3 separate regions of the Homo sapiens genome follow, and all the other regions are linked to region 1. Evidence: chromatin contacts called from ENCODE Hi-C or POLR2A ChIA-PET data. All regions are on one chromosome and are shown on one strand. Each heading gives the region's core, a stretch centred on a gene start or an enhancer-like site at or near the end of the contact. The rest is flanking DNA. Distances are from core to core; before and after follow the strand shown.

What was found. Hi-C counts contacts between places; a loop is a spot of excess contacts on that map. ChIA-PET counts read pairs that join two places held with the same protein, here RNA polymerase II (POLR2A). Pooled maps may share reads with other maps.
Region 2: a loop to region 1 is called in a pooled map, with 2.9 times the contacts of the local background. The contact joins two enhancer-like sites. A Hi-C loop is called at or near these places in 1 of 168 maps with a recorded cell type or tissue (IMR-90), 5 of 37 single-sample maps with no recorded cell type and 12 of 50 pooled maps. POLR2A ChIA-PET finds 5 or more read pairs at or near these places in 1 of 52 experiments (OCI-LY7).
Region 3: a map of endothelial cell of umbilical vein shows a loop between it and region 1 (4-fold over the local background). The contact joins two enhancer-like sites. A Hi-C loop is called at or near these places in 2 of 168 maps with a recorded cell type or tissue (endothelial cell of umbilical vein and posterior cingulate gyrus) and 7 of 50 pooled maps.

Annotation. Positions count from the first base shown.
Region 1 is chr3:28,914,832-28,918,710 of GRCh38, reverse strand. No RefSeq gene overlaps it. Among named protein-coding and RNA genes, the nearest start is that of LINC00693, 340 kb to the right of the region's middle. Within about 2 kb of position 1,915, at least 19 of the 41 ENCODE cell types and tissues checked have a DNase peak (open chromatin) inside an H3K27ac peak, as active enhancers do.
Region 2 is chr3:29,169,928-29,173,806 of GRCh38, reverse strand. No RefSeq gene overlaps it. Among named protein-coding and RNA genes, the nearest start is that of RBMS3-AS3, 110 kb to the left of the region's middle. Within about 2 kb of position 2,231, at least 2 of the 41 ENCODE cell types and tissues checked have a DNase peak (open chromatin) inside an H3K27ac peak, as active enhancers do.
Region 3 is chr3:28,665,555-28,669,433 of GRCh38, reverse strand. The region is part of intron 2 of LINC00693 (long intergenic non-protein coding RNA 693); the gene reads right to left. Among named protein-coding and RNA genes, the nearest start is that of LINC00693, 92 kb to the right of the region's middle. RefSeq lists a silencer at 1,503-1,662. Within about 2 kb of position 1,598, at least 5 of the 41 ENCODE cell types and tissues checked have a DNase peak (open chromatin) inside an H3K27ac peak, as active enhancers do.

The sequences.
Region 1 (3,879 bases), core at 666-3,165:
GAGACAATTGAAAACTTCAAATATAGTGGAACCAGTTGGTAGAAAAAACTCTCAAAAAAAATGAGGCCCTATCTGGACATGAAAAGAGAAGTGGAAAATTGAGGCAATTACCCAGGTCTTTCAAGATAAGAGAAGCCTTTAGCAAGCCACTGAAGCAAATACTTTCTTTTTCTTTTCTATTTTCTGTCCTGAAAGATATATATAATTGTTTAAAGTTCTTATTTCATCAAACTTGCACTAAAACAAATTTAAACATCTGACATTTCAAATACATTTCAATTGCAATCTGAGTTTGTCAACTTTAGGAATGTGGAATGAGAGTAGAAGGTTCTGATCTCCCTTACTTCCCGGTAATTGCAATACTTAAGAAGCTCTAGGGTTGGAAGGCACATGGAGGCAGCTTTTAGGAGCAAGAGATCTTGCTAAATGCCTGGGGCTCTATCTCTGGGAGATTTAGGTGACAAGCATGGGCTTTTGAGTTAGGCCTACGCTCCAAGTCATTTCTCTGTTTCTAAAATAATGTCTTACTTTCTGGTTCTGCATGTCTTCATCAGGCAAATGGTACCTTACAAGCTATTTGTTAGTGATGAGTAATTACAACATAACATAAGCAAAGCCCTTAATACACTCAGAGATAGCATGGGCTTGGTAAAGGGAGCTGATGGTCTGAGTTAGTTTGGGACTAGCCCTGGTTACACTTCATGGCTATATATGCATAAATAAGTACATTTGCACAGTCCTAAAGTGAAAATGCATCAGCTTTCAGAACCAACCAACGCTTGTAAGCCCCCCGACTTTTATGTTAGCAGAACTCAATCCCTTTCATTTACAGCATATTCAATGCAGCTACACCTAACATAAAATATAACTTTATCTGCTGCAAACATTTTGAAAGGATGTTTAATTTTCCTTGTTAACATGTAAACTTAAATTTAGTTATGATTTGATTTCTCGGCAATTATCAGTATCATCTTGTGATCTGAGCAAATGCGATTCTATAATTGTTTTCAAAATGTGAACAATGTTTATTGTGACTAATAATTTCTGAAGATTAACATAACAAACATATTAATTTTGGCTAAGACCATTTCTCTGAGTCACAAAAAAGGTAATCAATGATCATTTGTCAGACTTCTGTTTAAACTCCAGCTCTAGCACTCTGAGCTGTGTGACCTGCATAAATTACTTGGCCCCTCTGAGCCTTCTTTAAAATAGGCATATATCATCACCATCTCTCCCTCCTTCAGCCATGTGTTGTGATGCATACATGAGAGAATATGTGTGTAGGTACCCTGTTAATGTGTGAGTATATTAGTATTTGAATGAACACGTGGAGCAAAAACAATAATAGCACCCTCAAAGTCAAATTGAGATTCTTGTTCCGTTTTTCTCACACCCTCTGTAATAAGTACTAACACGCAGTATCCTGCGTTGGCAGAGGAGGGTATAATAAGACCCCACATCTACCCATACTAATAAGTAAAGTAGCAGATCGAAGGCCCTCCGGGATTTAAGTCCTGCCTTGAAGATGCAGAACAGGGAGGTCAATGCCACCTATAGCGAGAATTTCTTTCCTCTGCAAAGGTGAAAGTCTCCAGATACAGGGGCTCTTCCCAGATCATAAGTCACCCTCCAGTAGCCATTTACGCTGTAGGAGGAAGGGCCCCACAAGTAGCCTGCTCAGGCTCCCTGGAAACTTCTGTGGCTTTCATCAGAGTTCCGAAAGTGAAACGAGGCCAGACATCCTTCCAGGGCCAAAATAGTTCGGAAACAAAAATACGCTGTGCGGCAAGCCCACCGAAGCCAAGGCAGCTGAATAAGCACCCAGCTCACAGCACAGGAAACCAGGCTGCCCTGTAAATAAAATTAGCCTAATGAGACTCTGTCGCCATCCCATGTCTGAACTGAAAAGTGATTTCTGCCAAGCCCTATATCCAAGCAGATAATCGTCTCTCTGAACATGCATGGGACTTCTAGCTAAAGACATTTCAGTTGAAATTCAGAGTACTCATGTACTAAAGTATTTTTTTTATAATTATTCTCCCTAGAATTCTAGGATAGAGAGGACTTTTCCCATTCTATGATTTTAGAAGTTATTTATTTACGCCAAACTCCATTTTAATTGAGGAATAGTATGATTGTGCATATACTTGAAGGAGAAAAGCAGGGAGAGAGATGGAGAGGAAAAAGAGAGAAGTTTTCATTGTCTAAAGTATTTTTTATGGTTCCCAAACTAATAAAGAACTAAGGATTTAGATACCAAAGCTGGCCCCTTTCCAATAGGGCATCCAATGAGAGTTGCTCTCAAAGGATTTATCCACGAGGAAAGCAAATTCACTCATATAAACAAAACAGGATTAAAAAATTGTTCCAGGAACGTCACAGCTCTGTCTCAATAAGCTTGGCTGTGTATTTAGAGACTTGGTTGGATTAACATATCCCACTATGTGACGTCGCTGCCTCCTATGGTCTGTGCGGTGAACGAAAGTGAGGCAATCAGCAGCAGGTAAAGATACTGTATGTGCTCCTTGTTGCTGAAATCAATGACTAATCCTGCATGGACAGGATGAATACAAAGTCAGGGAATCTGCTCTCACTGCAGAATGCCTTTTATAATATTTGCATTGAAAAAGTTTTAATAATACACTCAGCTATGGTAGTCAATGTCCTATAGAAATACAACAGATAAGCTGGTTGACCCCCTAACGTTCGATTAATTCATCCCTGCTCCATGTATCCCTCTGAATGTGTTCTTATGTCTCTTTGTGTTTCAGTGAGCTGGCAGTCTTCCTTTTCTTTGGTTACTCTCCATGGGAACTAGGTCAGGGATCTACCCACTGTGGACTCCAATGAATGGTCCCAGTTGATTGATTGTTTTAAGTGAGACTTGGAGACATTTTAAGAACACTGTAAGGATGATGGTTTGGGACATGGCACAGTTTAGCCTCAACTAAGTAGAACATTAAAAAAAAAAAAAACCACTTAACTTTTGGAAGCAGTCCTAAATGTTTAGGACTAAAACTTGTTAATAGGATGGGTAGAAGAAATGATTACAGAAATTTATTTTTTGTTTTCCTTTTTTGTTTTGTTTTGTTTTTTATGTGTAGCTGGTAGGGGAAAAAAGAAAAGTATAAAAGGGAATTTTCAAGGTATCTGATTCTGGGTTGGAAAAGGGAAAAAGTGGAATGGAATGGCAGATTCTTGTATATTCAAAATAAATCTTTCTACTCTCTAGTAATATGAGGTACAGTGCTATAAAGCTTTTGCTCTGAATCACTATGGATAAATAACTTAAATTCTCTAAAGCTTTGATAACATGAGAGTGTTATCTATATGAGAGGATTTTTGTAAAGATTAAATGAGATAAAGCACATGAAGTGATCATAAGTCTGTCCCACAAAGGGTAGGTGTTAATAAATGTAGCTGAAATTATAGTATTAATGCAGATTGTAAACTTGCCCATTGCCTACACACCTAGGCTGTAAAAATTTGCATTTACAGTCTGCATAATACCTAAAATGAGAATATAAAAGTCTTACTCTAGTTATTTAAAAGCATATTAAACTGTACAAATTTGAAGTTTCATTCATCGCTAAAGCTAATTCTAAGGAAAGTCAAAAGAAAGAAACTTCTGAAGAATGACAGCAGTGCAAAGCAACAATCATAAATAGAGATAGAGCATGATAACATATATATGTCATGGTTAATGTCAATTTCAGCTAAGATTTGTCAAAGAATAGCAAGCCAAATACATTTAGACTTCCCTAAATAGTTTTGTTTACTATCTTCACCCAGACATCTTATAATATAAGAAGGGTGATTTTAAGATATTAAAAGTTTGCCTTTGGAGTTAAAAAGTAAAGACAAACAGAACCTATA
Region 2 (3,879 bases), core at 982-3,481, 250 kb before region 1:
AAGTCACTAAGTCACTATTGGTGAAGGTCCTCAGCAAGAAGAAATTGCAAGATAATTCTAGAACTAGCCAATAAATTTACACTGAAACCACTTTATGTATATTCTAATTAAAAATATTGCTTTAGTCTTAAGGAGAATTTATGCCCTTTCTGGTAAGTACTATTAAAATATTTGGAGTATACTACATATACTAGTAGACCAGAGTATCCTATAATAATTATTGTAGCAGACATGTTTCTGCAGCCTTTGCAGTCCAGCTAGTCCTCTTACAGCTCCCGCTGAAGCACATTTTAATACAAACATGGTTATTCCAGGTGACTTCCCCAACTTGAGTCTGAGTGAACCAGGTAGTGGCCTGAACAAGACTGAACCAATCAGATGTCTTTTCTGGAAATACAGAAATATCATGTGATGAATTATAAATCTCTATAGGGAATTCGAATTAAGAAGTGATGTCAAGGAAAAACTGGGATTTAGTTGTGTGAATGAAGCCACAGACAAAAAAAGTCTGTCTGGGAAGGGATAACAGAGAGCAGGAGTGAGAGAGGCAGGGGTCTGAGACGGGGAGAGGGAGAAAGAAAAAGTATAGACCATAATAGAGATAAGAGAAGATTTTATTCAAAGGTAGTGAAAGAAATGTTTCAGTTCTGGATGGCTTCTTAGTTTTTGGCTCCAGTTTCTTGCAATACCTGGATCCACTACTGATTCTGAGCTCCATAAGGCATTCCTTTATCCAAATATTAAGTTATTCTTTTCTGCCTAGAAGATCTTGAGTAGAAATTGCAATTAAATGACCACTGACTAGGCAAAATGGAAGGAGCAGATGCACAGAAAGAAGCAGAGCTGAAGGACCATGTGGCTCAGAGAGAGAAACCAAGGACTTTCTGGTTCTGATAAGATGTGTCACATGTTTCATAGGAATCCTGTGTATCATTCCAGTGACTCCCGCTTTGTCTTCGCTAGCTTGAATAATTTATATTCCTAACAACCAAATGGTTACTTTTTTTTTTTTTTTTTTTGAGATGGAGTCTTGCTCTGCTGCCCAGGCTGGAGTCCAGCGGCGCTATCTCGACTCAATGCAAGCTCTGCCTCCCAGGTTCATGCCATTCTCCTGCCTCAGCCTCCCAAGTAGCTGGGACTACAGGTGCCTGCCACCACGCCCGGCTAATTTTTTGTACTTTTAGTAGAGACAGGGTTTCACCGTGTTAACCAGGATGGTCTCGATCTCCTGACCTGGTGATCCGCCCACCTCGGCCTCCCAAAGTGCACCGCGCCCCGCCAGTGGTTACTTTTTAGACACTGGTAATCTTCCCTTTTGTTTATGTCTTTTCATTTTCCACTGTAAAATGCATTTATTGTCCTTCATCTTTGGCTTTCAAATCAGCATTTCCACTTCACATTAAGGATTCAGTGACCCTCCATTGAAGATTTTAACGTCGTTTCAGTTCTAAAGCCATAATCACATAAGTAAAGATAAAAAGCCTGAACCAAACATTATACATAAATAATGACATTGTAAGTCAAGAAGTTATTATAAAACACTGCAAAGAATATGTGAGAAAGGCCATGCAGCAGATTCTTAAATATTTGTTTAGAAATATATCATGTATATGTAGCTTCTACTCCAAAAACATAGTGTTATAGGTTTCTACACCTATATTTTTTGTGTTTTTTTTTCCCCATTGTTGGTTTTATTTTAGCAGTATTCATTATGAACATCATGATTTGGGAGAATTAAAAAATGTTTACATACGTGTGTGTATATGTGTGTGTTGTGTGTTGTGTGTGTGTGTGTACTGATACACACACATGTGCATGCATTTTTTTTTAAGTACCCACAATGGACTTTTTGGTAAGCAAATGTCAACATAAAGTTCACGGAGAGGCTAAACGACTTCCTGTGTGTGTTTATTTCCCGTACTGCCTGTGAGGAAGTCTAAAAAGAACAGTTTCTACCCAACAGCTCTCAGAGTTTCAATAGGTTTTTCAAAGTTACCTCCCCACCCCGTGCCCCAAGCAAAGGATTCCCACTATGTGGTTTCTAAAGATTTCACTTACAACTTGCTGAATACAGAGCCTGAATGGACAGTAAAACCCATACCAAACCTCTCTTTGCACCCTGTGTGGGACAAGTGGTTACTTTGTTCATTTACAAAGGCCTAAAAAAGAGAGAGACAAACTGCCCTTATGGTATAAGAAGCTTCTTTCAAATAAATCCTTATAAAGGGATCTAAATCATGGCATTCAAAAGGAAGGAGGCTGCACAAGGAAATGGGTAGAAACTTTTAAGTTCTTCTCATACCCTGTCACCCCGGAGGAAGAGAAAATATATCTTCTCTTCTTTGACATTATCTTTTGTAACATTCCTCAAAGATGAGTCTCTAGCTTGGTCTCCGTAGATTTGCTTCTCTGAGGAAAGTCAGGCTTTTTTGTTATTGTTATTGTTACTCCCTTGACATGGGGATTGTCTTTATTTTTCCAACATCACTTGTTTTATGACTTGTAAACATAAAGTATCTGAGTGAGCTTTGCTTATCAGAGGCCCTTTTTATCAAATAATCATAAAACATGGTGCTTTCTGGCACTTAATTTTATTGTTATTGTCAAGCTTCAAAACTTCAAAGGGTGGAATGTGATAGAACATTTTTTGTGCTCTAGAAGACATGTTTTAGGGCTCTTGCCAGCCATGCTGTGCTTCCAGAGCTCCCACTGAAGACTGTCCCTAGACCAGCAAGGTTATACCAGGTGACCCCTCCTACTTACATCTGCTAGGACCAGGGAATCTCCTGATCTGCTTTGACTCCTCATATACTGTCTCCTAAAAATTGGGAATTGCCACTCAGTGACTAGGAAACCTCTATTAGGACACAATAAGAAGAAGCTCTGTCTACTATTAAATACTAATTATTACAACGACTCAGAGTTCTTCAGAGATTAGAACAAGGGTTTCTGGCATGAATGTGAATGGAGAGGCAATTTCAAATTCTGCCAGTTGCTTTAGCTGGGAAAGGATAGGTAGGTGTTAGACTTAAAGCCTAGACACGAATTTTAACCATGCCCATTTCTACTTAATGATCCTGAGTAAGTCACTCCAAAACTCTGCACCCTCCCCTCATCTGAAAATCCCTGGCTCATTGGGTTACTGTGGAAGTTAAAATAAAATGAGGTATGTGAAAGTATCTGGTACATAGATAATATTCCATAAAAGCATGTTGAAAAAGAGAACAGTAGAGAAAAGTTGTTCAGAGCGCAGGTTCTGGGGGCTGACTGCTGTGATCAGCATAATGCTGCTTACCCCCAGCTCTCTAATTTTGATAAACTCCTGTACCCTTCCTGTGCCTCCCTTTCTTTATCTGTAGAATTGGACTAATAATAGAACCCACCTTCTAAGATTGTCATTGGGATTAAATAAGTTAATAAAGCATATAATAGAGTTTCTTGTACTCATTACATGATGTTAATAACTATTATTGAATTTAAAAGCTACTATTATTTTTTATTCTTAAAACAATATAAACATATAACCTTGTTTACGGACAGAAATTTGTGAAAGCCTTGTCTCCTCTCCTTTTCTACTTCCTTCCCTTCCCCCCCTTCCTCTCTCTCAATTTTCCTCCCTCCCTCCTTCCTTCCATCACTCTCTTCCATCCTCCATTTCTTTCTTTGTTCCTTCCTTCCTCTCTTTCTAAATGAAAAAAAAAGTAGCATAGGCTAATTTCTTTACATTTGAGTAATTGATTCTAATACTCATTTTCCTTTTCCCTCCTAAAAGTTACTCTACAGCTCATTTCTGGCTCAGTGCACATTCAATGAACCCAAGCACACTAGTGCTCCTGCGTGAGTGTGTGGAAGATAAAGTCATACAGAACATCCCTGGAG
Region 3 (3,879 bases), core at 349-2,848, 250 kb after region 1:
CAAATGAGATTTTATAAGTGAAAGTCACTTATAAACTTTAAGATGCAATATAAACATAAGAAATTATGGTGGCATGTGTAGAGAGTATAGGATTCTGCTCATATTATGTAACGAGTATAGAAATTATCCAGCAAAATTGGTGAGAAAAAAATAGTTTAAATATAAGTTCATTTACATTTGGCCATTTTTCACCCTAATAATACAAGCTACCACAACATGAAACATAATAATAAATGAACTTGCTCATGGTTACTGTGGAAATGCTTTCATAAAACAGCTATGTCTGGTGTGATTTAAAAAAAAAAGCCAATATTTACCAAGTGCACTTAATATGGGCTGGCACTATTCTAAGAGTTTTAGATGTATTAAAACTCATTTAATCCCCATTACACCCCTATGAGGAAGGTAATATTATAATAGTAAACTCACTTTACTAATGAGAAATCTGGGGCTCAGAGAGGTTAATTTGCCCAAGATCACATAAATAGGAGGGGTGGCACCAAGAGCTGAACCCAAGCAGTCTGGCTCCTAACCCAACACAGTGATATACTAGAGAGAGAGAATATCAGCACTAACATTGAAAAGTTGTAACTGTGGGAAGGAGGTAGAAAAGGACGGTCAGGGAAAGAAAATATTTGTAAAATGTTAATCTGCTTAATGTTTTTACCTAACCTCTTCCAAGTGTACAAAACTTTGTGATTAAAAACAAACACCTAGCCCACAAACATACAGTCTAATAACCAGGAGTCTCTTTATTTCTCATAAAGGGATTTATCTGTCCTTAATGGTTCTGCTGTCTGATCTCAGATGGACCTAACCCCATTCCCCATTCTTAATTACCAGCAATTCAATTTGAACCAGGGTAAATGGACAGCTTGATCATATCTGCAGTCTGACACCAGAAATGCTATGACAACCACCCATTTTTCTTTAAAAAAATGATCTCGTAGCTTGTATCATGTCCTGTCTTTCATCTTCTGGAAGAAGAGAGATGGAATGTACAAATAAGCCACACTGTTGGCCAGAAGCCTGTGTGATAATAAGCCCTGATCTCCCATAGGTCAGAGTACGATACCAGACCATTCAGAGCATACAGGGCAAGTCAAATGCCCTGTGAGCTTCTGTGACTACAGGAAAGAACAGTCATTTTGAACCTTTTGGGTTTCTGCCAGGGGAACTTTATTCAGTCCCCAACGTGAGCACCTTCTTTGTGCCAGGCACTGTCAGACACCGGGGACACAGAATGAATATGACCCAGTCTCTGCCCTGAGGAGTTCACAGCATAGCAGGGCAATGCAGATACATAAATAGCCACCTGTGATGAGTGCTAAAAAAAGGGACAGGAGGAGAGCACACACAGAGGAAGGAGAGAATGGAGAGGGGTACATATTCAGGAATTATTTCTGATTAAGATGAATGGGATTTGGGATTTAACTAGGTGGGGTGGGAGAGAGAAATGATCCTAAAGTTTCTGGCTCTCAGGTCAGCTCAGACCATTATAGAGAAAGACTAGTTCTAAGAGGCTATGTCTGAGCTCATGTGCTCAAAAGCCCCAAGTGACAAGTTTCAAACCACCATTAGCGCCATCTGTTGGCCACAGTAGGAGGTGACATACACTGGGCTGGCATTTGGCTTTATGGAAATGAGCTGTGAAAGTTACCAAGTAGAGGACACCTGTATATGATAACATCCTTAACCTAGAGGCATAAGAAAGGATAGTGGTTTGCAAGCTTGTCTAAGCCAACTTATTTTGTTGTTGTTGTTCTGTTTTGTTTTGTTTTAGGCTTTTAGCGGCCTGTAGCCATTGTTTTTAGTTTCTGTCTGTAGAGATAAACAGAAAAGAGGGGTGAGGAAGGGACTTCACTGACCCAACCAGAAAGGGAAACTAAGAACTCACGACTGTATTCTCTCCCTTGGACACTTTACTAAACTATACAGGCTCTGGGGTCAGACTGCATTGGGGTATAAACTAATAGTACATGACATTGGTCTTTTATCTTGTCTAAGACTCGGATTTTATTAAAATGAAAAACGACAATAAAACTGTAACTATGTCACAGAACCATTTTGAAAATTAGAATATATGCTACATGGACAAGAACTCTCATATACTGGTAGTGCGAATATAAACTGAGAGTACAATTTTTGAACATATGTATGTTCTATGACCTAGCAGTTTCACTCTTAAGATTATACGCAATAGAAACGTGTATTATGGGTGCTGAATGGTACATATATATATATATATGAAAATTTCCTAATAGTCCTGCTTGTGATAATAATAAACTAAAAATAAGCAACATTTCCAGCAACAGAAAAATAGATACATAAATTGTAGTTATTCATACAATGGGACACTACACAGTAATGGGCATGAGCAATCAACAACTACACATAAAAAGATAGACAAATCTTACAGACATAAAATTGAGCAAAGAGGCCAGATACCAAATACTACATATTGTATGACTCCATTTAAATAACACACAGACACAGGCTAAACTAATAAATGTTAAAAAGTCTGGATGACTGGCCAGGCACGGTGGCTCATGCCTGTAATCCCAGCACTTTGGGAGGCTGAGGCGGGTGGATCACCTGAGGTCAGGAGTTTGAGACCAGTCTAATCAACATGATGAAACCCTGTCTCTACTAAAAATACAAAAAATTAGCTGGGCGTGATGGCGGGCACCTGTAATCCCAGCTATTTGGGAGGCTGAGGCATGAGAATTGCTCGAACCTGGGAGGCGGAGGTTGCAGTGAGCCGAGAACATGCCATTGCACTCCAGCCTGGGCAGTAAGAGCAAAACTCCATCTTGAAAAAAAAAGTCCGGATGATTATCACTGGGTAGAGGGTTAGTAACCAGGAAGGGAGCATTAAAGCATTAAAGAAGCCCCTAAAATGCTGGCAATGTTATTTTCTGATGTGGATGCTGCTTACCTGAACGTATTTACTTGGTAAATTTTTTTTGATTTTTTAAAGTTGAAAATAATTTTCAATCTTTTAAAAGTGCTCTTCTACTTTCAAAAGCTCTCAGCACTGAACCTGCTTGATAACAAGTGTTCAGTATATATTAGGTATTGAAATGTCATGAGAATGAAGAAGAGGATGATGAAGAGTCAAATAGAGGAGTAATTCAGAGGGAGAGCTGGTGAGTATTACTTCTGCTACATTCAGAGACATTCTTCAGTTCAGTAGACAGTCTTGGAATCCACAACAAAGTACAAGATTGCTAAGGAGAGCTTCTAAGTATGAAACCTGGGAAAACACAAGATAGGCAGAGAAGGAATAATGTGGGAGAGAGACTTAACAGAAGGTAGGAAGAGAAGTAAAATAGGATCATGGTTCAAAAACAAGAGAAAAAGAGCCTCCCATGAAATGTAGTTTGTAGTGTGTGGTGTCAAGAGTTTTCATGCTACACAAAAATTGGGACAGACGAAGACTACATATCGTCCCATGGATTTGTCTGCGACCCCAGCTGGAACAGTTTTAGAAGAGCTGAATTTAGAATGGAACTTGAGGGAGTAAAATAGTGAGTCGTGTGCCACTGTGGGCAATGAAGGGAAGGGAAGAAGCATGACATTATGTCTAGATGAAATAGGTGATGGCAATGTCCTTATTACAATATTTAAGTCCTGAGTATTCTATTAATAATAATTTGAAAGGACAGTGGAGAGGAAGCAATAGAAGATACAGAAAAGACGAGGTAACTGACAGAATAAGGTCCTTGAGGAGGGATGAGGGAAATGATCCTGTTTTGGTGACAGTATGTTTAGGTACTCTTCCAATACACAAACCTGTGTAGGAAATAAAGGGCACTCTAGTCTATCTCTAATATTCTGTGGAAGCTTGTATAAGCCACGTGATATCTCTGGGGCTTT